Regions from separate parts of the Homo sapiens genome. Here region 1 is linked to region 2. Evidence: chromatin loops called from intact Hi-C (ENCODE). Cell type or tissue: HCT116. All regions are shown on one strand. Each heading gives the region's core, and the rest is flanking DNA. Links, peaks and the distances in the headings are about the cores only.

Region 1 (16,860 bases), core at 8,460-10,959, 51 kb before region 2:
CAGAAAAGAGTATGTTTAAGTGCTGGGGGATTCTGCTTACCCACGCAGAAATGTAAGGAGAGCAAGGTGCTCAGCAGCATAGGAGGAACACAGCCCTTTCCACGTGGATTAGCCTCGTGCTTAGGGAACATCCTTGAAGCTCTTGCCCCCCGGAGCTGCTTTGGAACAGTACTTTTGTTACAGGACAGGGGTCCCGATCCAGACCCCAAGAGAGGGTTTTTGGATCTTGTGCAAGAAAGAATTCAGGGCGCCAGGCATGGTGGCTCATGCCTGTAATCCCAGCACTTTGAGAGGCCGAGGTGGGCGGATCACGAGGTCAGGAGTTTGAGACCAGCCTGACCAACATGGTGAAACCCTGTCTCTACTAAAAATACAAAAATTAGCCGGGTGTGGTGGTGCGGCTGTAATCCCAGCTACTCGGGAGGCTGAGGCAGGAGAATCACTTGAACCCAGAAGACGGAGGTTTCAGTGAGCCAAGATCGCGCCACTGCACTCCAGCCTGGGCAACGGAGCGAGACCCTGTCTCAAAAAAAAAAAAAAAAAGAATTCAGGGCGAGTCCATAGACTAAAGTGAAAGCAAGTTTATTAGGAAAGTAAAAGAATAAAAGAATGGCTACTCCACAGACAGAGCAGCCCTGAGGGCTGCTGGTTGCCCATTTATATGGTTATTTCTTGATGATATGCTAAACGAGGTGTATTATTCATGTCTCCCCTTTGTAGATCATATAGGGTAACTTCCTGATGTTGCCATGGCATTTGTAAATTGTCATGGTGCTGGTGGGAGTATAGCAGTGAGGAGGACCAGAGGTCTCTCTCATCGCCATCTTGGTTTTGGTGGGTTTTAGTTGGCTTCTTTGCTGCAACCTGTTGCAACCTGTTTTATCAGCAGGGTCTTTGTGACCTGTATCTTTTCTTTTCTTTTTTCTTTTTTTTTTTTTTTGAGATGGAGTCTCGTTCTGTTGCCAGGCTGGAGTGCAGTGGCGTGACCTTGGCTCACTGCAATCTCTGCCTCCCAGGTTCAAGCGCTTCTCCTTCCCCAGCCCCCCGAGTAGCTTGGGCTGCAGGCCTGCACCACCATGCCCAGCTAATTTTTTTGTATTTTAGTAGAGACAGGGTTTCACCATGTTGGCCAGGATGGTCTCGATCTCCTGACCTTGTGATCTGCCCGCCTCGACCTCCCAAAGTGCTGGGATTACAGGTGTGAGCCACCGTGCCGGGCCATGATCTGTATCTTGTGCTGATCTTCTATCTCATCCTGTGACTTAGAATGCCTTACCTTCTGGGAATGCAGCCCAGTAGGTCTCAGCTTCATTTTACCCAGCTCCTATTCAAGATGGAGTTGCTCTGGTTCACATGCCTCTGACACTTCCCCAGTTTTCCTGCTGCACTTCAGGTCTCTGCAGCACCTCCTTGTCTTTCATCCTCTCCTCGGCTGCGGATGCTCCCAGGCTTCTATCCGATTCTTCCCTAATTACACCCTCCCCACCCTGCTCATCAGTGAACTCACCAAGCTTGGCTTCAAAGATCATTCCTTGAGAGCTCCAACTGTAATTCAACCTTGCACCACTCTCTCTCTATTTCCCAGGGCAGAGCTTTCTAGGGGCTCAGTAGACGTTTTTGCCTCAATATCTACCTGTAGCCTGACTCCCTCTTTGCTGAAATCCAGCCAGAACAGAACTTTCTGTCCAGGCCACGCAGTACCACAGGGCAACTCTGGACAGCAGCACCCCCGCCCTCCTCTCTCTGTCCTGCACCTCCAAGATGTTCCATGTGGCCCCCAGGTTGGGGGGTGGGGGGGGGTGGCAGTGTGGGACACAATCTCCTCTCAGGGTCCCAGATTTGAATCTAGCCAGAGACCTTGGCTTCTGGTTTCTCTTTCAATTTACCCAACTTTCTACCCTTTCTCTGGCCATATGCCCAGAAGAGTGACCTTGGGACCCACTGCCACACCTCTCCTGGTCCTGCCTCCATGTTTCTGCCTACAAGTCCTGGGAACCGGAAGGGACGACTTTTGGGCTTTCAGTTTCTGCAGGTCATATCCTCCTACTAAAAGGCAACAAGTCTCACGGCTTGACTGAGGTTGGCATAGGGGTATCTTCTTTCTCTCATGGAAGAGACATTGTGATCTGAGATCTTTAGGATTTATATTTAATTTGCTCAAGAACTTTGGAAAAACCTTCCCTGCTCCCAAGCAGATGGCTACAGGCTGCCCAGGGAAAAGGTCGTCTGTATGGAAATACAAGAGAGGAAAGCACATTTGCATTCTTCTTAGTGTTTCTGCTGTTCCACATGGATTTTCTCGGTTACTGTCAGGACAACCTAGGAGGTAGTCACTACTGTTCTTTAATTTTTACAACTGGGAAGATTAAAGCACAGAAAGATCACATAGCCCATGCCTGTAGTGCCAGCTACTCAGGAGGCTGAGGTGGGAGGATGGCTTGAGCCCCGGAGGTGGAGATAGCAGTGACCCGAAATTGCGCCACTGCACTCCAGCCTGGGTAATAGAGCAAGATCTAGTCACAAAAAATAAAATAAAAAATAAAATAAAATAAAGGAAAAGAAAAGAAAAAGAAAAAAGAAATTGAAGATAACATCTTGATATATGTCCCTGAGTTGTTTTTCGGAACCTCGGGCCCCCATCACAAGGATCAGCTGGCATGTAAACCTCAGATAACGGGGAACTGAAGGTTGAACTCTGACCTCTGCTCTAAATTTCTTTTTGAGGGGCCCAGAGGAGGTCATGTCCACAAGCAAGAGTGAACATTCCTTTCTGTTGATCTCAAAGTTTTAGACAAAGCTTCACCTCCTTAACTAATCGTTAATCAGAAAATCTCTGAATCCTGGCTGGGCCCGGTGGCTCACGCCTATAATCCTAGCACTTTGGGAGGCCGAGGCGGGCAGATCACTTGAGGTCAGGAGTTCGAGACCAGCCTGGCCAACATGGTGAAACCTCCGTCTCTACTAAAAATACAAAAATTAGACAGGCATGATGGCGCGGACCTGTAATCCCAGCTGCTCGGGAGGTTGAGGCACGAGAATCACTTGAACCCGGGAGGCGGAGGTTGCAGTGAGCCGAGAACGTGCCACTGCACTCTAGCCTGGGCAACAGACGGAGACTCTGTATCAAAAAAAAAAAAAAAAAAAAAAAAAAGAAAATCTCTGAATCCACCTACGACCTGTGCCCCCACCCCCACAATCCCGGGACTTGAGGATGTCCTGCCTTGATTTATGACTTTGCCTGTAACCTCTACCTCTTTGCCTTTAAAAACCCTTACCTGTAAGTCATCATGGAGTTCCAGTCTCAAGCATTAGCTGGCCAATTCTCCTGGCTTGGTGTCCTGCAATAAATGTCTCACTTTCGCTGCTATCCCGATGTCAGTGTTTGGCTTTGCTGCTCCAGGCAAGTGGGCCCTAGTTTGGTTCACTAATGTGACCATGTAATCTGGTGCCAGTTTCCTCTTTAGACTGTAAATTGGATCTTCTCTCTCCAGTTCCCTGTCAAGGCTTTGGCCTAGACCCTCATCATTTCATTTCTGGATTCCTGCCCCAGTTTCTCAATCAGCCTTTTATTGCTAGTCATTGCTTCTGAGACATTTTTCCATAAATGCCAGGCTATTCCTTCTCAAACTCTACTTTCTTCATGTCGTCGCAATGGCCTTTGGCTCCATATCCCCTGCCGCAATGCTCCTGGATTTTTGTTTTTTATTTTTTATTTATCTTTTTAGTTTTTTGAGACGGAGTCTAGCTCTGTCTCCCAGGCTGGAGTGCAATGGCACCGTCTCGGCTCACTGCAACCTCCACCTCCCGGGTTCAAGTGATTCTCCTGCCTCAGCCTCCCAAGTAGCTGGGATTATAGGTGTGAGCCACTGTGCCCGGCCTATTCTGGACATTTTATATAAATGGAATCATACAATATATAATATGTGACCTTTGTATCCATAAACTTAACTAACAGGTCTTCAAGTTTCGCCAGTGTTATGGCATGTATCAATACTTCATTCCTTTTCACTGATGAATCATATTCTACTGTTTGGATATACCACATTTTGTTTATCCATTTGTCACTTGATGGTGTCAACCTAAAAGGAAGAAGCTGGGGCAAAATGAATATACGTAGAGAGTTTATTTGGGCCAAGCTTTAAAATTGTTATCTGAGAGCACAGATTCAGGTTGCCCTGAACATAACATTCTGCCTAGCAGCAGTTACAAGTGGATTTTTTTTTTTTTTTTGGAGACCAAGTTTTGCTCTGTTGCCCAGGCTGGAGTGCAGTGGCGTGATCTCAGCTCACTGCAACCTCCACCTCCCTCCCAGGTTCAAGAGATTCTCCTGACTCAGCCTCCTGAGTAGCTGCGATTACAGGCACACGCCACCATGCCCAGCTAACTTTTGTTTGTTTGTTTGTTTTTAACTTTTGTATTTTGAGTAGAGACGGGGTTTTGCCATGTTTGGCCAGGTTAGTCTGGAAGTCCTGGCCTCAAGTGATCCACCTGCCTAGGCTTCCCAAACTGCTGGGATTACATGCGTGAGCCACCGTGCCAGGCCTACAAGTGGATTTTTAAAGTAAAAATTTGTCTTTATATCACAAATCCCAGGTACATGAAGATAATAGGTGAGCCAGCTAGTCAGGAACAAAGTGACTTTAAACAATTGTCCCCAGGCATGCGGTGGGGGCTGGGGAGATGATGACTGAAGTCCCTATTCATGTCTCTCTGGGCCTGCTCTGAGCTATTTTTCTTTTCTCAGTAGACAATTGGGTTGTTTCCAATTTGGGGCTATTATGAATAATGCTGCTGTGAACACTCGTGTAGGAGTTTTATGCGTACATACGTCTCATTTCTCTTGGGTAGATACCTAGCGTGAAAGAAAAATGGAACTCCAACTCACTATGCCAAAGGGAAAGTTAAGCTTGGGAACTGAGTCATGCAAAAACTGCTTTCCTTTCATTCTCAAACAGATAGCTGTAATTTCACTTGCTTACTTTACCTTATGTAAAATGTAGATTTACTGAGCAGGGGAGGAATGCATAGTTGACTCCCTCCCCTTCCCCTTTCTTTTCACATGTAAAATGTAGATTCACAGTCTCATAAGAATGTAACCAGGTGCCTCATTGCCTACCCACCTTGTTTTTTTTTCTTCCCCTCCTGCTTGCCCTTTCCCCTTTATTTATTTTTTATTTATTTATTGTTATTATTATTTTTTGAGATGGAGTCTTCCTCTGTCGCCCTGGCTGGAGTGCAGTAGTGCAATCTTGGCTCACTGCAACTGCTGCCTCCCAGGTTCAAACAACTCTCGCACCTCAGCCTCCTGAGTAGCTAGAATTACAGGCGTGTACCACCATGACCGTCTAATTTTTGTATTTTTAGTAGAGATGGGGTATCACCATGTTGGCCAGGCTGGTCTTGAACTCCTGACCTCAAGTGATCTGCCAGCCTAGGCCTCCCAAAGTGCTGGGATTACAAGAGTGAGCCACCCACCACGCCTGGCCCTTTCCCCTTTATTTTTCATTTATTTTTATTTTTATTTATTTATTTATTTATTTTTTTGAGACAGGCTCTCATTCTGATGCCCAGGCTGGAATGCAGTGGCATGATCTTGGCTCACTGCAACCTCTACCACCTGTGCTCAGGTGATCCTCCCACCTCAGCCTCCTGAGCAGCTGGGACCACAGGCATGCATCACCACGCCCGGCTAATTTTTTTTTTTTTTTTTTTGGAGACAGAATCTCACTCTGTCACCCAGGCTAGAGTGCAGTGGCGCCATCTTGGCTCACTGCAACCTCCTCCCCCAGGTTCAAGCAACTCTCCTGCCTCAGCCTCCCAAGTAGCTGGGATTACAGGTGTCTGCACCACGCCCAGCTAATTTTTGTATTTTTAGTAGAGACAGGGTTTCACCATCTTGGCCAGGCTGATCTTGAACCCCTGATCTCATGATCCACCCTCCTCGGCCTCCCAAAGTGCTGGGATTACAGGCGTGAGCCACCATGCCCAGCCAATTTTTGTATTTTTAGTAGAGAGGAGGTTTTGCCAAGTTGCCCTGGCTGGTCTTGGACTCCTGGGCTCAAGCGATCCTCCTGCCTTGGCCTCCCAAAGTGCTGGGATTACAGGCCTGAGCCACCACACCCGGCTGTTCTTTCCCCTTTAAATACTGAAGTTCCCAAACCCTCTTTGGAAAAAGCACAGGACACAGATTCTACTGTGACTTGTGTTTTTTTTTCCCCCAGACATGTCCTCAACCTTGGCTAAATAAACCTCTAAATTCGTTGAAACCTGTCTCAGTCGTTTGTTGTTGTTGTTTTTGAGACAGAGTCTCATTCTGTCGCAGGCTGTAGTGCAGTAACACCATCGTGGCTCACTGCAGCCTCTGCCTCCCGGGCTCAAGGAATTCTGTTGCCTCAGCCTCACAAGTAGCTGGAATTACAGGTGTGAGCCACCACACCCGGCTAATTTTGTATTTTTAGTAGAGACGGGGTTTCGCCATGTTGCCCAGGCTGGTCTCAAACTCCTGGCCTCAAGTGATCCGCCGGCCTCAAGTGATCCGCCTGCCTCAGCCTCCCGAAGCGCTGGGATTACAGGCGTGAGCCACGAAGGCCTGCCATCAGTCAGTTTTTGATTTACACTAAAAGTGGAATTGCTGGGGCGTATGGTAACTCTATGTTTAACCTTTTGAGGAACCACCAAACTGTTTTTCTTTTTTTTTTTTTAGTATTTATTGATCATTCTTGGGTGTTTCTCGCAGAGGGGGATTTGGCAGGGTCATAGGACAATAGTGGAGGGAAGGTCAGCAGATAAACAAGTGAACAAGGGTCTCTGGTTTTCCTAGGAGTTTTTCAAAGCGGCTGCAACATTTAGCAATCCCTCCCACAATGCATGAGGGATCCAGTCTCTCCACGTCTTTGGCATGTGTATTTCTGCCTTTCTTCACAGGTGTGAACAACATCAAGCATCCCTGTGCTGAGCTCAGAAGCCCTGTCTACCATCCTGAGAATTACCTGGGACTGCTCTGAGATGTTGGGTGGCCCTGGACTAGGTCATCTTCCCCAGAGAGCCCTAGGGTGGGGAGGGTGGAAATGGCGTACTTATGGGTGTGATCATTGCTAAAGGAATTAATCAGGGCAGTCCCAGTGCTAAAACTAAAGGTCCAAGAAACTGAGCGATTAGAGATATTTAGGAGGAAGTAGCTGGGGTGGGGGCAGGGCCTGAGAGCAAGCCAGGTCCTGACTCAGCCTCTGAGCGCCTACTTGACTGTGATTGCGTCACCTACCCTCCCCAGCGCAGCTCTGATATGTTAAAAAAAAAAAAAAAAAAAAAAAAAAACACGCAGTGGTTCACTCCTGTAATCCCAGCACTTTGGGAGGCTGAGGCAGGTGGATCGGATCACCTGAGCTCGGGAGTTTGAGACCAGCCTGGCCAACGTGGTGAAACCCCGTCTCTACTAAAAATACAAAAATTAGCCGAGCGTGGTGATGGGCACCTGTAATCCCAGCTACTTGGGAGGCTGAGGCAGGAGAATCACTTGAACCCGGGAGGCGGAGGTTGCAGTGAGCCGAGATCTTGCCACCGCACTCCAGCCTGGGCGACAGAGCAAGACTCCGCCTCAAAAAAAAAAAGACGATTGTATCTACTCCCTCCTATTCCCATCCCCAGAAGGATGCTGTGAAGTTAAAATGAGCCTGCCAACAGCATCTGGTGCTAGTTGTGGGCAACTCATATATTCTCATGGTATTATCTCTGTCGTGTCCTTGGTGGGAACGGGAGGGCATGGTTGATGGGACAGGCGATGCCACAATCTTCTGGACTGATCCAGCAGTTTTGATTCTTAACAAAAGTAGCAGCCACGGCTTCCATCTCTGCTGCTCCCTCTCCACCCCCAGGCTGAAGGGACTAAAATAAACAGGAAGTTTCCATTTCACCCAGATCTCATGGAGCTGTGTGACTTTTGCTGTCGGGTATCTTATCTCTCTGGAAGGAACCTTTCAGCCTGAGGTGTGGCTACCTTTGTACTTGGTGCAATGCTTCATCTGTTTTTTTTGTTTGTTTTTTTTTTTTTTTTTTTGCCTAAATAACTTCCTGTCTAGAAGTGGTTATAGCTTCCCACCCCCACCCCACTTTTACAACACAGCAGGGACAGACAGGTGCTGAAATCAAAGGGTTAGAATTCATATCAAAGCCCAGCATCCAGGATCTTGTTGCAAATAGAGACTGAGCTGTGTGTGTGGGTAGAGGCCAACAGTTGTTACTCAGAAGCTCAGTTCCGGGGAACAGAAGGAGGGTGTTTTTGTTTTTGTTTTACCAGAGTGAGTGAAATCTTGGTCCCTTGAGATTTCCATGTAAAAATCTCAAAGCTTGTTTATTTGCCCCGTCCCTAATGGGCACCCTTTGGGGTAGGTCAGAGTAGAGACTGGTTTTCTTTGTCCCTGGGCTTGTCACCAAGTCCCAGCAAAGACTGAGCTAGGGCCACCATGTGTCCCTGGCCTGATGTTAGCCAAAAAGCAGAAGAGAGAAGGGGTGACTGGTGTACATAGGAATTTTTGTTTGGGGTTTTTTCTGCCGTGTTTTAAAGAACAGCAAATCCCTGAAATGGGTCCATGGGTCCATGTGAAACTATTCATTGAGAATGAACGGTTGTTCACCTCGGAGAGCCGTCACATCCTTCTCGGCCACCGCAGGTCACCCTCTCCTACCTCCTGGAATTGGATTCTTAGGCTGAGATGAGCCAATGGTGTAGGCTCATTTGTGGCTTTGGAATTAAGGCTTTTTTTTTTTTTTTTTTTTTTGAGACAGAGTTTCACTCTTGCCACCCAGGCTGGAGGTCAATGGCATGAGCTCAGCTCCCTCAACCTCCACCTCCCGGGTTCAAGCGATTCTCCTGCCTCAGCGTCCAGAGCAGCTGGGATTATAGGCGCGCTACCAAGCCCGGCTAATTTTTGTATTTTTAGTAGAGACGGGGTTTCACCATGTTCAGCAGGCTGGTCTTGAACTCCTGACTTCAGGTGATCCGCCTGCCTCGTCCTCCCAAAGTGCTGGGATTACAGGTGTGAGCCACTGCGCTCGGCTGGCTTTTTTTTTTTTTTTTTTTTGAGACGGAGTCTCGCTCTGTCGCCCAGGCTGGAGTGCAGTGGCGCGATCTCTGCTCACCGCAAGCTCAGCCTCCCGGGTTCACGCGGTTCTCCTGCCTCAGCCTCCCGAGTAGCTGGGACTACAGGCGCCCGCCACCACACCCGGCTAATTTTTGTATTTTTAGTAGAGACGGGGTTTCACTGTGTTAGCCAGGAAGGTCTCGATCTCCTGACCTCGTGATCCGCCCGCCTCGGCCTCCCAAAGTGCTGGGATTACAGGTGTGAGCCATGGCGCCCGGCTTTTTTTTTTTTTTAATAGAAAAACTAAACACTTCTTCATGGGCTGCTGCCCAAGTCTTTGCTAAATTTTGTTAAGCCCTTATGTTTATCGTGTCATCTCATCCAGACGTCAGTCATAAACATGCCCATCTGAACTCCTGATCCTCTCTTTTCCAGAAATGGGATGAGTCACCCAGTTCGTCAGCCTTCCTCTTTCAGAAGCCAGTGAGAGTGTGGCTAGAGGGGACTCTGCCCCGAGGGAACACCAGGCAGTGGCCTCTGACCCAGGCCTGCCCTGCAGTACTCAGCTTTCCAGAACAAAGAGTTCCAGTCCCAGTGGGGGACGGGGGCCTTTGTTCATGACTGGGAGAATCAAGAGAACTGCCTAAGAGGGCCCAGAAATTTCCCAGAGCTCTGAGCAAAGTGAGGAAGGGCATCCTTGCTCCAGATGAACCCACCAGGTCGCCCCTAAAGAAAAAAGGCCACGAGGCCAGGCCTGGTGGCTCAAGCCTGTAATTCCAGCTCTTTGGGAGGCAGAGGAGGGCGAATCACAAGGTCAGGAGTTTGAGACCAGCCTAGCCAACATGGTGAAACCCCGTCTCTACTAAAAATACAAAAAATTAGCTGGGCGTAGTGGCGGGCGCCTGTAATCCCAGCTACTCGGGAGGCTGAGGCAGAATTGCTTGAACTTGGGAGGTGGAGGTTGCAGTGAGCCGAGACCTCGCCACTACACTCCAGCCCGGGCAACAGAGTGAGACTCCGTCTCAAAAAAAAAAAACGGCCGGGCATGGTGGCTCACGCCTGTAATTCCAGCACTTCGGGAGGCCAGGGCGGGCAGATCACCTGAGGTCGGGAGTTCAAGACCAGCCTGACCAACATGGAGAAACCCTGTCTCTACTAAAAATACAAAAGTAGCCGGGCATGGTGGCAAATGCCTGTAATCCCAGCTACTGGGGAGGCTGAGGCAGGAGAATTGCTTGAACCTGGGAGGCGGAGGATGCGGTGAGCCGAGATCACGCCATTGCACTCCAGCCTGGGCAACAAGAGCGAAACTCCATCTCAAAAAAAAAAGAGAGAGAGAGAGAAAAGAGGCCACAAGGGATTCTGGCCTCGCCCCCAGGGCCATGTCCTGGGGAAACAGTCAGTTTGAGAAAGGGCTTGGAACTGGAGGGAGAAGGCCTCAGGAAAGCCCAATGTGCACCTTGTCTTTGCTCTGGGCTTGCCTCGGGTCAGCCCTCAAACCTCACCCAGGCCCAGGCAGGGACTGGGGGTGGTGAGAATCGAACCCTGAATGCACTCACACCGAGCCGCCCCTGAAGCTTCAGCATGAGGCCCACACAGGCCTCATTCCCGTGCAGCATCTGCCTGTTTCTCCCAGGAGCCCTGCCCACCCAGTTGGGCTGGTTGGTGGCCACTCCCTCCCCAAGGGCAGTTTCTCACAGACACTAGCATCCCTCACCTGGCACTGCCAACCCTCAGACTCCAGGGCATTGTCCGTAATGGTGATGGTTGGGAGATAGCTCTGGAAAATAACTGGAGTTTAAAAATAACTAGCCAGGGCCAGGCACAGTGGCTAATGCCTGTAATCCCAGCACTTTGGGGAGCCAAGGTGGGTGGGTCACCTAATGTCAGGAGTTTGAGACCAGCCTGGCCAACATGGTGAAACCCCATCTCTACTAAAAATACAAAAAAACTGGCTGGGCAAGGTGGCTCATGCCTGTAATGCCAGCACTTTGGGAGGCCAAGGCGGGAAGATCACGAGGTCAGGAGATCGAGACCATCCTGGCTAACACGGTGAAACCCCGCCTTTACTAAAAATACAAAAAATTAGCCGGGCATGGTGGCGGGCACCTATAGTCCCAGCTACTCAGGAGGCTGAGGCAGAAGAATGGCGTGAACCCATGAGGCGGAGCTTGCAGTGAGCTGAGATTGCGCACTGCACTCCAGCCTGGGCGACAGAGCGAGACTCCATCTCAAGAAAAAAAAAAAAAAATTAGCCAGGTACGGTGGTGCGCGCCTATAGTCCCAGCTATGAGGAGGCTGAGGCAAGAGAATCGCTTGAACCTGGGAGGCGGAGGTTGTAGTGAGCCGAGATCATGCCACTGCACTCCAGCCTGGGCAACAGAGTGAGACTGTCTCAAAATAAATAAATAAATAAAATAAAAAAATAACTAGCTAGTGCCACCCAACCCACCTCCCCAGCTCCCTGCCCAGCTGTGTAGCAAGGGGACAGAGCCTCATTTTCCAGAAAGTGAATTCATAGGCTAATGATGCCAACTCAAGTCAGAGGGTTCTGAGAAGGCTACTGAGAGCCTCTCAGCCATTTCTCTGCCATGAGGGCAGCACCGTCCCAACCCAGAGGGGGCACTGGGACCATGGCAGGTCTTGGCCTCTAAGGCTGATGTTCCTCAGAGATGATATGGGCAGATAATGGCTCTGCTGTCCAGAGATTGTCATGATGATCAAAGGAGATCATGTGAAGGAACTCTCAGGAGTTCAGGAATGTTCTGTAGCTTGATCTTGGTGTGGGTTACCTGGGTGTGTATGTGTGGTAAAATTCATTAGGGTCATCACTTAAAATTTATGCACTTTGTTATATGTAAATAATATCTCAATAAAGTCCACTTGGCATGAAAATGAGCAAAACGTGAGATAACACATATGCAAAGGCACTTTGTACCCTGTAAACCATTTGCTATCACGGATTTTTAAAAACTTAGTGAACTATGGCCAGACACAGTGGCCCATGTCTGTAATCCCAGCACTTTGGGAGGCCGAGGCAGGTGGATCACAAGGTCAGGAGTTTGAGACCAGTCTGGCCAACATGGTGAAACACCGTCTCTACTAAAAATACAAAAAATTAGCTGGGTGCGGTGGTGCACATCCATAGCCCCAGCTACTCAGGAGGCTGAGGCAGGAGAATCGCTTGAACCCAGGAGGCAGAGGTTGCATTGAGCTGAGATTGCGCCATTGCACTCCAGCCTGGGCAACAGAGCAAGACTCCGTCTCGAGAAAAAAATAAACAAACAAACAAAGAAACAAAACTTAGTGAACTATAACCACTATCCTGAGTTGTGGTATCTGGATTCATTTGGCCTGTTTTGGAATATGAATGGAATCATAAAGTACGGACTCCTACATTTGTTGGCCTTCTTGTGCAACATTACATGCATGAGGTTCCTCCATGTCTTCTCAAGAGCTTACTGATTCTTGTTGCTGTAGAGTATTCCACTGGGTGAATACACCATTTATTTCTCCATTCCCTATAGGTGGTAGGCATTTGGGTAGTTTTCTGTTGGGGCTATTACAAAGAGCACCGCTATGGACATTTTTGCCTTTGGGTAAACATATATCTGCATTTCCGTTGGCTATCTACCTAGGAGTGGGGTTGCTGGGTCAGGGAATGTGTATGTTCAGTTTTGATAGATATATTGTTGGTTTCTAAAGGATAATCCCACAGAGTTCTTATTACCAAAATAAATATACAAAGCTCGAAATGAGCTCATGTGGCAATTTCATGTAGAAAATGGTCACATTCAGCCAGGTGCAGTGGCTTACACCGGTAATCCTAGCACTTTGGGAGGCCAGGGTGCTCGGATCACTTAAGGTCAGGTGTTGGAGACCAGCCTGGCCAACATAGTGAAATCCCGCCTCTATTAAAAATACAAAAATTAGCCAGGTGCGGTCGTACACGCCTGTAATTTCAGCTACTCGGGAGGCTGAGGCAGGAGAATCTCTTGAACCTGGGAGGCAGAGGTTGCAGTGAGCCAAGATCGCGCCACTACACTCCAGCCTGGGCAAAAGAGCAAGACTCCATCTCAAAAATGAAAAACAAAAAAACAAAAACAAAAACAGGAAATGGTCACATTCCACTCAGCACCATTCTGGAGCTCAGCATTTTTGCCAGCAGCATGATTTCCTTGTCTAGCCAACATCTCTACTGCTACAGTTGAAGGATACCCAGTACACCCTGTTCAACAAGAATGAAAACCTTTTCCATCTGCTCCAGTTTTTTTTTTAAGACAATGCTTTATTAAATCGTCTCCTTATATCAAATGGTGTACTTAGAAACCATGGCCATGTGGCTGGTCACTATCACGGCCCTGGTCAGCCTGGTGCAGCATGACATCTGAGCAGCAGGGTTCCTACACTCCGCTCCATGAGCACCTCATGCTGTCACAAGATCAGGCAACGTGGGTGTCCCAACCCCGTAGACCTGTCCCACAGGGCAGGAGGCCTGGAGCTAGGGGTTGAGCCCACGGAAGGGGTCCCAGCACTCAAACCCCCAGAGGACGGCAAGGCTCCTTCTGGTGTGGGTCTTGCAGCTGCACACATCACTGGGGGGCTCCCCAGGACCCAGACTGCAGCCCACGCAGACACACAGACAATGCTCACAGTTTCCATTCTGACTCATGTGTCAAATGGTTCAGAAATATTACTCTGCACTGTTACAGGAACACAGGTTTGACTTTTTTTTTTTTTTTTGAGACGAAGTCTCACTCTGTTGCCCAAGCCGGAGTGCAGTGGCACAATCTTGGCTCACTGCAACCTCCACCTCCCAGGTTCAAGCGATTCGCTTGCCTTAGCCTCCCGAGTAGCTGGGATTATGGGCGCACGCCACCATGCCTGGCTAATTTTTGTATTTTTAGTAGAGACAGGGTTTCACTATGTTGGCCAGGCTGGTCTTGAACTTCTGACCTCGTGATCCACCCGCCTTGGCCTCCCAAAGTGCTGGGATTACAGGCGTGAGCCACTGCACCCGGCCAGATTTGACATTTTAATAAAAATACAATGTCTACAAAAGGTGCTTAACGTGACCCCAGGATGGGGCTCGCAGGCGGAGTCAGCCCCAGGACCCCTAAAGGACGCATGAAGACAGAACCTGCTCCCTGACCACGTTCCGGGACCCACAGTGAGGGCCACTGATGGGTGCCTTTCATTTAAAAAAGGCTGGGCGCGGTGGTTCATGCCTGTAATCCCAGCACTTTGGGAGGCCAAGGCGGGTGGATCACGAGGTCAGGAGTTCGAGACCAGCCTGGCCAACATGGTGAAACCCCATCTCTACTAAAAATACAAAAATTAGCTGGGCATGGTGGCAGGTGCCTGTAGTCCCAGCTACTCCAGAGGCTGAGGCAGGAGAATCGCTTAAACCCGGGAGGCAGAGGTTGCAGTAAGCCAAGATTGCGCCACTGCACTCTAGCCTGGGAAACAGAGTGAGACTCCATCTCAGAAAAAAAAAAAGAGTCTAGATTGTGACATTCCAAAATGACTCTGGAAGCCACATGCCAATTTCCTGAATCCCTATGCTAGAAGTGAGTGTTTTGGTGGAGCGAGGAGAAAACACCGAATTCCCATGTCAGGAATTCCAATTTCATTTTCAATAGGTTTAGACATCCCAGCTCCTGAAAAAGACCAAGGGTTCAGTCACTGGCCAGGTGTAAGACAGGGACAGTTGTAAGAATCTTATCACACAAAGCTCTTATTTCTGGATCCACCATTGGTTACACCTGCACCCAGACACCACTTTTAGGTTCAATGAAAAAGGATCAGGACATAAAGAAAAACACACACATAACGACCAGGGAGGAAGTCTGCATCAGAACCTGCCCCACGTGCCAAACCCCCGCAGCACCCAGAGGGTGAGCCGGGCAGAAGGGACAGTGGAACAGGCTGCCCATGGCAGTGGCTGTTCATGTTGACAGCACCTGGCCAAGGTAGTGAGGATGAGGACAAGAGCTGGGGCACATGAGTGGTCCTGGGATGCTGCTCACAGGGGAGGCATCGGCATCTGTGTACATATTTGGCAACCGCAAAGCTTGTTCTCAAAAATAAGTATACTTTGGCCGGGCACAGTGGCTCACACCTGTAATCCCAGCACTTTGGGAGGCTGAGGCAGATGGATCACTTGAGGTCAGGAGTTTGAGACCAGCTTGAACAACATGGCAAAACCCTGTCTCTATTAAAAATACAAAAATTAGCCAGGTGTGGTGGTGGGTGTCTATAATCCTAGCTACTTGGGAGGCTGAGGCAGGGGAATTGCTTGAACCCAAGAGGCAGAGGTTGCAGTGAGCCGAGATCATGCCACTTCACTCCAGCCTGGGCAATAGAGTGAGACTCCGTCTCAAAAAAAAAAAAAAAAAAAAAAAAAAAAAAAAAAAACTGGCCGGGCCTGGTGGCTCATGCCTGTAATCCCACCGTTTTGGGAGGCTGAGGCAGGTGGATCACTTGAGCTCAGGAGTTCGAGACCAGTCTGGGCCACATGGTGAAACCCCATCTCTACTAAAAATTAAAAAAAAAAAAAAAGCCTTTAGAGGCCAACTGTCCCTTTACAAAGGTTTGCAATTGAGAAATATCACCTTGTTCCTATTTTGTCAAGTTTCTTCTTTAATGGCTGAACAAAAAGAAGCTTCAAGTAATGGAGAAGGCATCATTTGAGTGCGGCTGCTCTGCTAACGTAGTCATCTGGGTGCTCTATTCCTATGTCTTCCAAATCCTATATTTGGAGGCCCCCCGGAAAGGACACTTTTGCCAGGAACCAACCTGACCTTAAAAGGGTGACTGTGGGCCAGGCGCAGTGGCTCATGTTTGCAATCCCAGCACTTTGGGAGGCCAAGATGGGCAGATCACCTGAGGTCAGGAGTTCGAGACCAGCCTGGCCAACAGGGTGAAACCCCGTCTCTACTAAAAATACAAAAATTAGCCAGGTGCGGTAGCACACGCCTGTAATCCCTTCTACTCGGGAGGCTGAGGCAGGAGAATCGCTTGAACCTGGGAGGCGGAGGTTGCAGTGAGCCAAGATCACACCAGTGCACTCCAGCCTGGGAGACAGAGCAAGACTCCGTCTCAAAAAAAAAAAAAAAGAGTGAGTGTGACACAGCCAACTGGGCAGGAGGGTGGAGGTGAGGCCACAGGACGCTGCCTGCCCAACCCCAGGCCAGGCTGACTGTGCTGCAGAGTGCCGAGAGGCCGTTGGCCCAGGGAGGCCGGCCAGCTCCACCCAGAGGGCACGGGGCAAGCCCTAAGCACTGGGGGTGTTGCCTTTGAAGACCCTGAGGATGCTCTGTGCCACGTATCCTTGCTTCTCGGTAACCAGCCTGCTTGTTAAAGGAGCAGAACCTGCAACATGGTAAGGGGCGAGAGTGGCGCACGGCTGTGGGTGCGCTGGACTTAAACTTCACTCAAGAAGCTGCAAGGAACCCCAAATGCGCTTCAGGCTGGGGTCCTGCTGTGCTAGGTCGACTGCAGAGCACCCTCCCCGCCAATCCCCTGAGCCAGGCCCACATCTGCCCCAGTTCTATGGGTTGGGCACTTCACCCCAGGACCCCAGCATCTTGAGCCGTTACCACAGCTCCCAGGACTCATGTCCATCAACAGCCTCTGAAGCCAAGGATCATGAGCCATACCCCTAGAACTGGGGCAGGGCGTGGGGCATTTGTCACCTCAAGGGGTGTCTTAGTCAGCTCAGGCTGCCATAACCAAATGCCACAGACTGGGTGGTTTAAGCATCAGGCATTTATTTCTCAGT
Region 2 (13,739 bases), core at 512-3,011:
CGCACAGCTACACTAACTGGTGGGAAGACACTTGCCCAGTAGAGCCACAAATGCAAACTGGAAAGGTGTGTTGATTTCACAACTCAAGTTCCATGAGCAGCATTGCTACTAGGAACCTCATTTTCCAAAATGATGAACTATTAATAATTTTTAAATAAAACAGTACAATCTTCCTTCAATTGAAACAGTACCTGCATTTGTGGAAAATTCAGGATATATGGAAACTGGGCAAAGATACTTTGTGTTCATATGTAAAACAGTGTTAGTTCTAGGCTTAGATGATAATGAACTAGTTTTTCACCGACATGTGTCCAGTGATTCAATTATTCGCTCTGTGGGACTGACCAGCATCATAGAACATCCTAGCGTGCCTGGCTCCTGCCCACTAAATGCCAGTAGCTCTCGCCAGTCATTGTGACAACCAGAAATACACAGATTTCTACAATGCCCCTTGGAGAGCCACTAGGTTTAATGATATTAGGGTCCCTTCCTGCCCTGAGATTCGTGGATTCTCATGGAGTTTTGGTGAAGGACCTCGGTTTTGTTTCAGTTTCGTTTTCCTATGAACCAGGGTAAACATGAGTCAGGTTCGAAAACTGTGAGTTCCGACAGCTCTTCAAACTGCATATAGCAACAATGGGATGCACTGACTACCCTGGTTCTGGGCTTTGTTTTACTTTTGAGTAGAGCCGAGTACAGGGTACCGCCATGGGAGTACCTAAAAGAATTGAAATATACAGCAGTTCCCTATTTTCAATTAACCCCTGCTCATAGGCATACTTGGTTCAAACCACCAGGGTATTTTGTTAATCAATACGTTATAATTGGAATATCCAATTGGAGAGGAAGCGGGAAAACATACAAAGCTTTGTCTTTAAACACATTCACTTTGAAAAAGAATGATGTGCACACTTGAGGCAGCTAAATAAATGAGCCAACTTTCACAGCACTCCGAATGACTTTTCCGTTTAGCAACATTTGCATATTTTCTCCACATGGCAGTTATTTGCAAATTTTATTTGAAGTGACCTAAAAAAGGGTTAGAAATGGCTGAAACCAGGCCGGCCGCGGTGGCTCACGCCTGCAATCCCAGCACTTTGGGAGGCCGAGGCGGGCGGATCACGAGGTCAGGAGACTGAGACCATCCTGGCTAACACCGTGACACCCCGTCTCTAAAAAAAATACAAAAATTAGCCTGGGCGACAGAGCAAGACTCCGCCCCCCCCCAAAAAAAAAAAAGAAAGAAATGGCTGAAACCAGGGAAATTTTTTTTTGCACGCTCCCTTTCTTAATGTTTCCAGGCATTTTAACTGTTCATATTGAAGCAAATGTACTTCCTGCAACACCGCCCCCTCCCTCCACTTCCACCCCCATTCCTGGAGGTAGCGCAGTGAACCAGAGCCTGGGAATTGCAATTCCTCTAACTACCAGTTCAGCTCCCTGCTTACAGGCACCAGGCAACTCCCTTGACAGTGCCCTGGCTTCCTTATCTATAAAGTTGGAATAAAAGTAGTCTCTGCCTCCAAGAGTGTTTGGGATTCAAGGGCTTGTGCATGAATTGAAAGTGCTCTGCGAGGCAGGGCGTGGTGGATAATGCCTGTAATCCCAGCACTTTGGGAGGCCTAGGCACGCGGGATCACTTGATTCCAGGAGTTACGGCTTGGTGGCGCGCGCCTGTAATCCCAGCTACTCCAGAGGCTGAGGTGGGAGAATCGCTTGAGTCCAGGAGGTGGAGTTTGCAGTGAGCTGAGATTGCGCCACTGCACTCCAGCCTGGGCGACAGAGTGAAACTCGTCTCAAAAAGAAGGCGGGGGTGGGGGGGAGGAGAGGTAGTGTTTAAGATCTTTTTTTTTTTTTTTAAGTGTTTTGCAGGGAGTAAGAGCTTAGTACCAAGTGGCTCTGGATCCACATAACACGTGTCTAGCTCCCCATCCTCTCAACTCCCTTAGTAGAGTAGGTTGCTCTGGGCACTGGGCTCCCACAGTCTCCACTGTTCAAACTTCCACTGTAATTCCGTGTGGTACTGCAGCTGTGTGTGAGCCCACAGAGGACAGGAAATTTGTCACACCTCTCTATGCAGAATGGAGACAGAGATAGACTGAAATCACATTATTGCGATGCACATAAATAATGTGCCCAAGTAACCTAAAACCTGGGACAAAGATAATTAGACTATTCCGAAGCTAGAAGAAAAGGAGTTGTAAAAGGGATTCCAAGAGATAGGTACCTTAAAGCCTTTAGTGAATTTCATGATTGTCAGTCATTTTTCTGCAAGGTCCAGGGGAAGGGCCTCCTGGGTCCAGCTGATCCATACTTTTCTTTAGGGTGGATTTGGAATAAAGTTCAAAGACATAGAACTTCCCTATAATAAGAAGGATAATTATAGGTGTGGAGGTAAATGCAGTTCCGTACTTACTCTCTCTGTTTTTTGTTTTTTGTTTTTGAGACGGAGTCTCGCTCTATCACCCAGGGGCTGGAGTGCCATGGCACGATCTCGGCTCACCGCAATCTCCGCCTCCTGGGTTCAAGCGATTCTCCTGCCCCAGCCTCCCGAGTAGCTGGGATTACAGGCATGCGCCACCACGCCCAGCTAATTTTCTATTTCTAGTAGAGACGGGGTTTCTCCGTGTTGGTCAGGCTGGTCTCGAACTCCCGATCTCAGGTGATCTGCCCGCCTCGGCCTCCCAAAGTGCTGGGATTACAGGCGTGAGCTACCACGCCTGGCCTTAGGCAATTATTATACTCTCAAACAGCAGATCCGGCCTGGAATCTGCTTTCCTTCCTCAAAGAAGACAAGATCAAAAACAAAATTGTATCAAAGGGCATCTTTTCTACCACTAAAATTGCTAAAAATATTTTCAAACAGCAAAGCTCAGTGCATTTCTGCCTTTGTTCATGCAAAGTGACCGAAGACTGAAGTCTTGGAAGTATAGTGAAGGGGGTTGGGTCATATGCCCTCAGGAGGCCGAGCTGCCTCTTAGGTAGTAGGGGCATTTTAAGCAATCACTCTCTCAGGTGATGCAGAACTTAAAGCCTAGCCTTACCTCACAGATAGGGCTGTGGGCTGCATAGCAGTCCTTTGTTGGAATTATATGCTCTGTACTTCAAACCAATTTACTCTCCCCTACACCTTCCTACTTACAGATTATTGCTGTTATTGTCCTACAGACCTTCTTTGATGTCTATTAGAGTTAATCATTTTTAAAGCTTTTAAAACTTTTTCAAGGTTTTTTTTGTTTGTTTGTTTTTTTGAGACAGAGTCTCGCTCTGTCACCCAGGCTGGAGTGCAGTGGCGCGATCTCGGCTCACTCCAAGTTCTGCCTCCCAGGTTCACACCATTCTCCTGCCTCAGCCTCCCAAGTAGCTGGGACTACAGGCGCCCACCACCACGCCCGGCTAATTTTTTGTATTTTTAGTAGAGACGGGTTTTCACCGTGTTAGCCAGGATGGTCTTGATCTCCTGATCTTGTGATCCGCCCACCTCGGCCTCCCAAAGTGCTGGTATTACAGGCGTGAGCCACCGCGCCTGGACCTTTTTCAAGGTTTTAACTTTGAATTATTTAAAGACTTTCTTTTTTTTTTTTTTTTTAAAGAGACAGGGTCTCAATCTGCTGTCCAGGCTGGACTGTAGTGCACTTATAGCTCTCTGCAGCCTCAAACTCATGAGCTAAAGTGGTCCTCCAGCCTCAGCCTCCTAACGTGCTGGGATTACAGGCATGGGCCACCACACTCAGCCCTTTAAAGATATCTTGCTATAACTGTCCAACCCAGTGTCCTCTCAAGAAATACAAACTGAGCACAGTGGTTCATGCCTGTAGTCCTAGCTACTTGGGAGGCTGAGGCTGGAGGATCTCTTTAGCTCAGGAGTTTGAGGCTGCAGAGAGCTATGAGTGCACTACAGTCCAGCCTGGACAGCAGATCGAGGCCCCATCTCTTAAATAAATAAAAATTAAAAAAAAAAAAAAAGAAGAAAGAAAGAAAAAGAAAAACTGGGCCAGGCTTGGTGGCTCACGCCTATAATCTCAGCTTTGGGAGGCCAAGGTGGGAGGATCCATTGAATCTAGAAGTTTGAGACCAGCTTGGGCAACATAGCAAGCTCCCATCTCTACAAAAAATAAAAAATTAGCCAGGTGTAGTGGCATGCACCTGTAGTCCCAGCTACTCAGGAGGCTAAGGCACAGGGTGAGACCCTGTCTCAAAAAAAAAAAAAAAAATTGCCAGGCGCGGTGGCTCACGCCTGCAATCCTACCACTTTGGGAGGCTGAGGCGGGCAGATCACCTGAGGTCAGGAGTTCAAGACCAGCCTGGCCAGCACGGCAAAACCCCGTCTCTACTAAAAATATTAAAAAAAATTAGCCGGGCATGTTGGCGGGCGCCTGTTATCCCAGCTACTCAGGAGGCTGAGCCAGGAGAATCGCTTGAACCTGGGGGGCGGAGGTTGCAGTGAGCCAAGATCACCCCACTTCACTCCAGCCTGGGCAACAAGAGCAAAACTCTATCTCAAAAAACAAACAAACAAACAAAATGGATCATTTGTCCCATAGAACTTTCCAACCTCTCCCCCTCTACCTCACCCTTTGTGTGTCTACCAGAGTTTTCTTCTTGAACACAGTCCTGTTGTGCCATTTCCCTGCTTGAAAACCTCTGACACCTCCCATGGCATTCAAGGTCATTGCAGACCTAGTGCCTATCCAGTCACGATGGCTCCTATCCTCCATGGTTCCCCACCCATCTTGTGCACTTTGCCCCCTTTTACCACCCCACCCCCAGGCTGCACTTTTTGCTCCTCTACTGGACTTCTCACTATTCTCTGAGCATGCTCAGCATCTCCCCACCTCTGCACCTTTGTTCACCACGTCCCTCCCGGCACCTGTGCTTCCACCTTCTAATCCCTGCATACACACTCACTCAGCCAATGACAGTTAATTTTAATGTGTCAACTTGGCTAGGCCACGGTACCCAGATATTTGGTCAAACATCAGTCTAGACGTCACTGTAAATATATTTTTTATTATTTTTTATTTTTTGAGATGGAATCTCGGTCTGTCGCCCAGGCTGGAGTGCAGTGGTGCAATCTTGGCTCACTGCAACGTCCACCTCCCGGGTTCAAGCGATTCTCCTGCCTCAGTCTCCCGAGTAGCTGGGATTACAGGTGTGCACCACCACACCGGCTAATTTTTTTATTTTTAGTAGAGATGGGGTTTCACCATGTTGGCCAGGCTGGTCTCGAACTCCTGACCTCAGGTGATCCACCCGCCTCAACCTCCCAAAGTGCTGGGATTATAGGCATAAGCCACCGCGCCCAGCCATGTAAAGGTATTTTTTAGATGAGACTGATATTTGAATCAGTAGACTGAATAAAGTGGGTTAGCCTCCATATTGCAGGCAGGCCTCATCCAGTCAGCTGATGGCTTTAAAACACTGAGGTCTCCCTAGGAAGAGGGAATTCTGCCTCCAGACTCCCTTTAGACTCAAGACTGCAACATCAACTTTTCCTTGGGTCTCCAGCCTGCAGCTTGTCCTAAAGATTTTGGACTTGCTAACCCCACTATCATGTAAGCCGATTCATTAAATACATACATACTCTCTCTCTTCTCTCTTTCTGTCTCTCTCTCTTTCTCTCTCTTTCTCGCTCTCTCTCTCTCCATACACACACACACATACCCATGCATCCTATTGGTTCTGTTTCTCTGGAAGACCTTGACTAATACAGTCTTTCCTGCTCTGTGCTCCCGTAACCCTCTTTCTATTTCTATCTTTGCCTGTCTTGTATGATATGTAATCAGACACAGGTCGGTTTTTTTTTGTTTTTTTTTTTGAGACAGTCTCACTCTGTCGCCCAGGCTGGAGTGCAGTGGTGCAATCTTGGTTCGCTGCGACCTTTGCCTGACGGGTTCAAGCAATTCTCCTGCCTCAGCCACCCGAGTAGCTGGGATTACAGGCGTGCACCACCACACCCGCCTGATTTTTGTATTCTTAGTAGAGATGGGATTTCACCATGTTGGCCAGGCTGGTCTCAAACTCCTGGCCCCTTGTGATCCTCCCGCCTCAGCCTCCCAAAGTGCTGAGATTACAGGCATGAGCCACTGCGCCTGGCCCACAGGTCAGTTTCCTCCACAGCTACACGTTTACTGAGGGCAGACCATTTCTCCTTGTCTGCACATCTCCATGGAGCCTAGTGCCTTTTTTTTTTTTTTTTTAAGAGACAGGATCTCACTCTGTCACCCATACCGGAGTTGCAGTGGCATGATCATAGCTCATTGCAGCCTGGAACTCCTGGACTCAAGTGATTCTCCTGCCTCAGTCTCCTGAGTAGCTAGGACCACAGAGGTGCACCACCGTGACTGGCTAGGTTTTTAAATTTTTTTTTGTAGAAACGGGGTCTCACTATGTTGCCTAGGCTGGTCTTGAACTCCTGGGCTCAAGCGATCCTCCCATCTCGGCCCCTCAAAGTGCTGGGATTATAGGCATGAACCACCTTGCCTGGCCTCTTAAAGGTCCTGCTCCACCAAGAAAGGAGACGGCCCAAAGCACAGGCAGGAGAACTAGGGAAATGGAGAGCTTGAACAGCATCAAGGGAGAAGGAGCCAACCCAGAAAGGAAACACATGGCAGGGGTTACCAATGCAGATGTCTCCAGGGCTGGGCAGGTCATGTGGATGGAGGAGGCAGCAGAGAACAGATGAGGGTGGGATGGGGTGATCGGCATGGGTGCCCCATGAAGGGCCAGCCCCTTATTTCCCTATGGGAATATAGGCACAGTGATGCCAGCTTTTTCAAGAGAGGCTGGAAATCCAGATTTTTGTGTGAAATGTCCCAATTTGTAACTGTTGGCAGCTAATTCTGATTATTTCAGTGTACTGTTTGTGTCTAGAAGGCTTCAGGGCTACTGGTACTGTTCTGTTTTTCAGCCGGGTTGATGGGTAGATGAGTGTTTGGTTTTCCTGTATTTTTCTTGCCTTATAGAAATATAAATATCAGCTGGGTGTGGTGGCTCACACCTGTAATCCCAGCACTTTGGGAGGCCAAGGTGGGTGGATCACCTGAGGTCAGGAGTTCAAGACCAGCCTGGCCAACATGGTGAAACCTCGTCTCTACTAAAAATCCAAAAATTAGCCACGTGTGCTGGCACATGCCTGTAATCCCAGCTACTTGGGAGACTGAGGCAGGAGAATTGCTTGAACCCCGGGTTGGGGGTGGAGGTTGCAGTGAGCCGAGATTGCGCCACTGCACTCCAGCATGGGTGAAAGAGCAAAACTCCATCTCAAAAAAAAAAAAAAGAAAGAAAGAAAAAGAAATATTATAAATATCATTTCTTATGTATTCAAAATTAAGTTGAGAACTCTTGAAACCCTTTCTGTGAGTTCAGTTTCGCTGGCAGACCACCCGTTTGCATCCCCGCTGTGCATTAGTTTGTTGTTTTGCATTGCTTGTTGATTAAATGAGGTTTGTGGCTGTACACCTTCACTTGAATATTAATCAGTTAAGTGTTACTTTGTGCTGAAAATAGAAAAAGTCAGCGATGCTGTTTCTTCTACAAGAATTGTTCTGTGAAAGGAAAAATGTTGCAGCTCACCAACTGCCACCCACTCTTTCCTCTCTGGAATATTTTTGAACCTATCATGTGTTACCTTTCACACAACTTGATATTGAATATAAGAAGAAATATTAATCATTTTGCATAAACCAGAGTCTGGCTTCAAACATATACATGATTTTGATAAAGTCTGTGTGTGTGTATATGAAGGCACAATTTGCATCTCAGAATCTAAGAGACATCTAAATACTGGCATCAAGGATATATAGCTGTCTTTGGTTCCAAAGTTGTCCAGCATATATTTTGAATGAAGCAACCATGAGTCACTTGCAGCCTGGAACAAGTTACTTCACCATTCTGTGCCTCAATTTCCTCACTTACAAGTTTCTAGGCTGGGTGCGGTGGCTCACACCTGTAATCCCAGCACTTTGGGAGGCTGAGGTGGGAGGATCACTTGAGCCTGGGAGTTCGAGCGGGCAACAAAGTGAGACCTCATCTCTATAAAAAATAATAATAATAAAATAAATAAATAAATAAAATACATTTCTACATATGGGTGATACATTATTTTATCTAGGTGGCAGAAGTAAACCACGGAAGAGGAAAGTACCAAATCAAATCAAATTATTTTACTTATTCAAGAGATGTTTATTGGATAAGTGTGGTGGCTTACGCCTATAATCCCAGCACTTTGGGAGGCTGAGGCAGGTGGATCACCTGAGGCCAGGAGTTTGAGACCAGCCTGGCCAACATGGTGAAACCCCATCTCTACTAAAACTACAAAAAGTATTAGCTGGGTGTGGTGGCATGCACCTGTAATCCCAGGTACTCGGGAGGCTAAGGCAGGGGAATCGCTTGAACCCGGGAGGTGGAGGTGGCAGTGAGCCAAGATTGCGCCACTGCACTCCAGCTTGGGTGACAGAGTAAGACTCCATCTCAAAAAAAAAAAAAAAAAAAAGAGACGTTTATTGAACACCATGCTAAGTAAGGGCTCTGGGGAAGACAAAGAAGTTTAGGACATGGCCTCTGCTGTCATGGAATTGGAGACACAAGACACATGCACAAAAAGATTGTGACACAACATGAGGCAGTATGTAGTGCCAGTCATCTAGACTGTGAGCTCCTCTACGGTGGGGCCTGCATTCTATTCATCTTTGTAAATGTGGAACAAATGAATGAATAGTACCAAAAGCACAGTAGCTGTTCTAAGGAGAAAAATGCCATCATGGACTCGAAAGTTCATGAAGTGGTCCTTCCTGTGGCTGACATCATCGGGAGATTTGCTTTCCTTTTCTCCGAAAGGAGAGGAAATTGGAACTGAGTGGCCCATGATGGAAAGGGGAAGTCTAGGGGAACAGGAAGCCCCTGGGTGAAGGCAGAGGCTAACATGGGGTTCAGAGCGACCGTGGCCGTCGGCCTGACCATCTTTGTGCTGTCTGTCGTCACTATCATCATCTGCTTCACCTGCTCCTGCTGCTCCCTCTACAAGATGTGCCGCTGACCATGTCCAGTTGTGAGCACCACCACGCCCACCACTGTGGTGCATGCCCCTTACCCTCAGCCTCCAAGTGTGCCACCTAGCTACCCTGGACTACCAGGGCTACCACCCCATGCCCCCCCCAAGCCAGGAATGCCAGCAGCATCCTACCCAGTGCAGTACCCATCACCTTACCCGGCCCAGCCCATGGGCCCGCCGGCCTACTTCGAGACCCTGGCTGGAGGAGCAGCCACGCCCTACCCCACCAGCCAGCCTCCTTCCAACCCAGACTACATGGATGCCCCGAAGGCGGCCCCCTGAGCATGCCCTGGCCTCTCTGGCTGCCACTTGGTCATGTCATGTGTGTGTGAGTGGTGTGCAGGCACGGTTCCTTATGCCCCGTGTGTGCTATGTGTGTCCTGTCTGTATACGTGGCTTCCTCTGATGCCGACTAGGTGGGGAGTGATCCTTGCCAGCAGAGTGGGTTGGGACCAGACTTTGTTATCTTCCTCACCTGAAATTATGCTTCCTAAAATCTCAAGCCAAACTCGAAGAATGGGGTGGTGGGGGCACCCTGGGAGGTGGCCCCTGAGAGGTGGAGGGCTCTCCAGGGCACATCTGGAGTTCTTTTCCAGCTTCCCCTAGGGTGACGGAGTGTGGCCTGTCACACTAGGATGGCGCAGCTTTCTGTGAGTATGATACAGATGTGTCCTGATTTCAGCAGCGTAGCCAGCTGCCACTTGAGGCCATGGCTTGTCCCCAGAGTTGGGGGTACCCTTCGCAGAGCCAGAGACATAATGTAGGTAAAGCTTGGGATCTGACCAAATTGGGCTTTGATCCTTTGGGCCGATGTCCCATTGCTCCCTGGAGCCTGTGTCATGCCCATTGGGGGTCAGGCAGCCTCCTGATGCCAGAACACCTCAGGCAGAGCCCTACTCATCTGAGAGCTGTCTGCCTGGACTGTTCCTGTCCCTGCATCCTCCCTGGGACCACTTGGAGGACCACATCCACACCCAGCCTAGCTGCCCACAGGGAGCTCTCCTGCCCTTGCTGGCCCTGCCCTTCCCACAGGTGAGCAGGGCGGCCTGTCCACCAGCACACTCAAGCCTCTTCCCTGCAGTGTTTTCATTTTATTTTAGCCAAACATTTTGCCTATTTTCTGTTTTTGTTTTTGAGACAGAGTCGCTGTGTTGCCCAGGCTGGAGTGCAGTGGCATGATCTCGGCTCACCGCAACCTCTGCCTCCCAGGTTCAAGTGATCCTCCTGCCTCAGCCCCCCTAGTAGCTGGGATTACAGGCATGTGCCACCATGCCCGGCTAATTTTTTTTTTAGTAGAGATGGGGTTTTGCCATGATGGCCAAGCTGGTCTCGAACTCCTGACCTCAGGTGATCCACCCACCTCGGCCTCCCAAAGTGGTGGGACTACAGGCATGTTTTCTGTTTTAAAACATGATAGTTGATGTGAGACTGAAACCCCTGGGTTGTGGAGGGAAATTGGCCCGGAGGAGAGGAATAACCTGGCTAATGTGAGAGTTCCTGCTTCCCCTGACACCGGCTTCATGGAATATGCAACTCCTGTACCCCAGTCCAATGTGTTCTGGCAGCAGGGACACCTGGGCCAAGGGGCTGTCTGGACCAAAGGTGGGGTGTGGGGCCCTGGATGGCAGCTCTGGCCCAGACATCAATACCTCGGTGTTCCCCGTCCCTCTGTTACTGTTTCACCAGAGCTGTCTCATGGAGGGAAAATTGACAAGACAAGGTCCTGATTAGAGATGGGGCTGGAAAGCATTCTCAGGTTTTGAGGCTCAAGTATTTACTGCAATGAAAATGTAAGGGCCGGGCGCGGTGTCTCATGCCTGTAATCCCAGCACTTTGGGAGGCCAAGGCAGGAGGATCACCTGAGGTCAGGAGTTCGAGACCAGCCTGACCAACATGGTGAAACCCCATCTCTACTAAAAATACAAAAATTAGCCAGACGTGGTGGCAGGCGCCTGTAATTCCAGCTACTAGAGAGGCTGAGGAAGGAGAATTGCTTGAACCTCGGAGTTGGAGGTTGCAGTGAGCTGAGATCACACCATTGCACTCCAGCCTGAGCAACAAGAGCAAAACTCCATCTCAAAAAAAAAAAAAATTAGTATGAGCGCGGTGGCTCACGCCTGTAACCCCTGTCTCTAACTAAAAACACCAAAATTAGCCGGCCGACCATGGTGGTGTGCACCTGTAGTCCTAGCTACTGGGGAGGCTGCAGCAGGAGAATCGCTTGAACCCAAGAGGCAGAGGTTGCAATGCTGGATATTGTACCACTGCACTCCAGCCTGGGCTACAGAGTGAGACTCCAACTCAAAACAAACAAAAAAAGAAAAGAAAAAAGAAAGAAAGAAAGAAAAAAATTTAATCAGTCCTATATAAGCAAGATCAGGCCTTACACTTCAAAAAATTCTTGGTGGAGAACTGCAACCTGAAACCAATGGTTCAATCCCCTTCTTGCTGCTGGATCCCTTCGTTCCTCCCAAATGTGTCATCAGACACACTTTTCTAGTTACCTGGGCAGAGAGGATCCTTCTCTACTTGGAATATAGGCCACTGGATAATAAATCTTATCTTGCCTTCCTCGAAGAGTCAGTGCAAAAATGAGGCAGCTTGTCATGTGAGGCAAGTCCTTTAAGCTTCTCAGATGAACGTTGCTATATTAGGACCGAGGACTGTTATGCAATAAGACCTATCTACACCTTTCCTTGATGCCTGAGCTTCACAGCAAAGACCACTTGTTGAACTAACAGTTGTCATTGTATTTTTGAAAAATGATCATTTATAGGGGTGAATCCGCCATAAATTTCACAAGATCTCAGTTTAGATATTAGCCATTTTGGCATTTTGGAAAAGAATCTTGCAGAAAATGAACCAGTGGTAATCATGATGAAAATAATGGCTGGAAATGTTTTTATAGAATATACTATAACCTGTATATAGCAAGAATAATACTAAGATTTCAACTGGTTTGTAACTGACAAGCAAGGAGTGGCCTTCGCCACTTCCCTGGCCAGAGCATGTGCTCTGCCTTGAGGTCCCACAGCCTGCTTTCCATCCCTTACCACACTTCCACGGAAGGCATGTGCTCAGAAGTCTCTGTCCCGGCCAGGTGCCATGGCTCACACCTGTAATCCCACCACTTTGGGAGGCCAAGTCAGGTGGATCACCTGAGGTCAGGAGTTCGAGACCAGCCTGGCCAACATGGTGAAACCCCATCTCTACTAAAAATACAAAAATTAGCCAGGCGTGGTGGTGGGGGCCTGTAGTTCCAGCTACACGGGAGGCTGAGGCAGGAGAATCACTTGAACCTGGGAGGCGGAGGTTGCAGTGAGCCGAAATTGTGCCACTGCACTCTATCTGTGTGACAGAGTGAGACTCTATCTCAAAAAAAAAAAATGTCTCTGTCTCCACTAGACTGTGAACACTTAAAGGCAACTGTATTTTATTCATTTTCAGATCACTAGCACCTGGGACTGAACCTGGAACATAGTAGGTACTCAATAAACATTGACTGAATGGGTAGATGAAATTTGTACATGCCCTTACTTGGCATGGATGACAGGGCAGGCCAGGAGATGATAATAATTATTATTATTTTTGTAATTTTCATTTTTATTATTTTGACATAGGGTCTCGCTGTCACTCCAGGCTGGAGTGCAGTGGCATGATCCCAGCTCACTGCAGCCTCCAACTCCTGGCCTCAAGCGATCCTTCCACCCCACCCTCCCAAGTAGCTGGGACCACAGGCACATGCTACCATAGATGGCTAATTTTTTTTTTTTTTTGTATTTTTTGTAGAGACGGGGTTTCGCCATGTTGCCCAAACTGGCCTGGAACTCCTGGACTCAAGCAATCTACCTGCCTCGGTCTCCCAAAGTGCTGAGATTACAGGCCTGAGCCACTGAACCCGGCCTGAGATCATTATTATTTTTTAACCTTTAAGGAGAAACCACATCAAAATTAAAAATTACTCTGCCAAAGACCCTGTTAAGAGGATGAAAAGACAAAGACTGGGAGAAAATATTTGCAAATCACATATCTGACAAAGGACTAGCATCTGGAGTATATAAAGAACTTGCAAAACTTATCAGTAATATTAGCCAGGCATGGTGGTGCATGCCTGTAATCCCAGCTACTTGGGAAACTGAGGCAGGAGAATGGCGTGAACCCAGGAGGCAGAGGTTGCAGTGAGCCGAGATCGCACCATTGCACTCCAGCCTGGGCAACAAGAGCAAAACTCCGTCTCAGAAAAAAAAAAAAAGAAAAGAAAAACTTATTGGTAATAAACAGTCCAATTAGAAAAAGGGCAAAAGACATAAACAGATATTTCCCTGAAGAGGATATACAGATGGCAATTAAGCATGTGAAAAGATGCTCACTGTCATTAGTCATTAGGGAAGTGCAAATTAAAACCACAATGAATCTCTATCACCACACACCTATCAGAATGGCAAAAATAAAAAATAGTGACATCAAATGCTGGAGACGCAGAGAAACTGGATCACTTGTAGATTGCTGGTGGGAATGTAAAATGGTACAACCATTCTGGAAATAGTTTGGCAGTTTCTTTCTTTATTTTTTTTTATTTATTTTTGAGATGGAGTCTCGCTCACCACAACCTCTGCCTCCCAGGTTCAAGTAATTCCCCTGCCTCAGCCTCCCTAGTAGCTGAAATTACAGGCTTGTGCCACCACAC

What was found. A loop is a pair of places that touch in the nucleus more often than their neighbours do. Peaks named below come from ENCODE experiments on the same cell type or tissue, not always from the same donor. Only the 100,000 strongest peaks of a DNase experiment are listed, where the experiment ranks them.
Region 1: it touches region 2 in a loop (3-fold over the local background); 12 of 110 quality-filtered maps call a loop at or near these places.

The regions. Positions count from the first base shown.
Region 1 is chrX:41,374,593-41,391,452 of GRCh38, reverse strand. No RefSeq gene overlaps it. Among named protein-coding and RNA genes, the nearest start is that of DDX3X, 49 kb to the right of the region's middle. RefSeq lists enhancers at 5,433-5,950, 9,423-9,717. In HCT116, for the core only: no CTCF peak of the experiment used is centred there; a DNase peak (open chromatin) is centred at 9,512; H3K27ac peaks cover 1,574 bases.
Region 2 is chrX:41,318,520-41,332,258 of GRCh38, reverse strand. It overlaps the pseudogene SHISA5P1. Among named protein-coding and RNA genes, the nearest start is that of DDX3X, 8.8 kb to the left of the region's middle. RefSeq lists an enhancer at 4,569-4,863 and a silencer at 4,569-4,863. In HCT116, for the core only: a CTCF peak has its summit at 1,613; a DNase peak (open chromatin) is centred at 1,548; H3K4me3 peaks cover 1,624 bases; H3K27ac peaks cover 1,977 bases.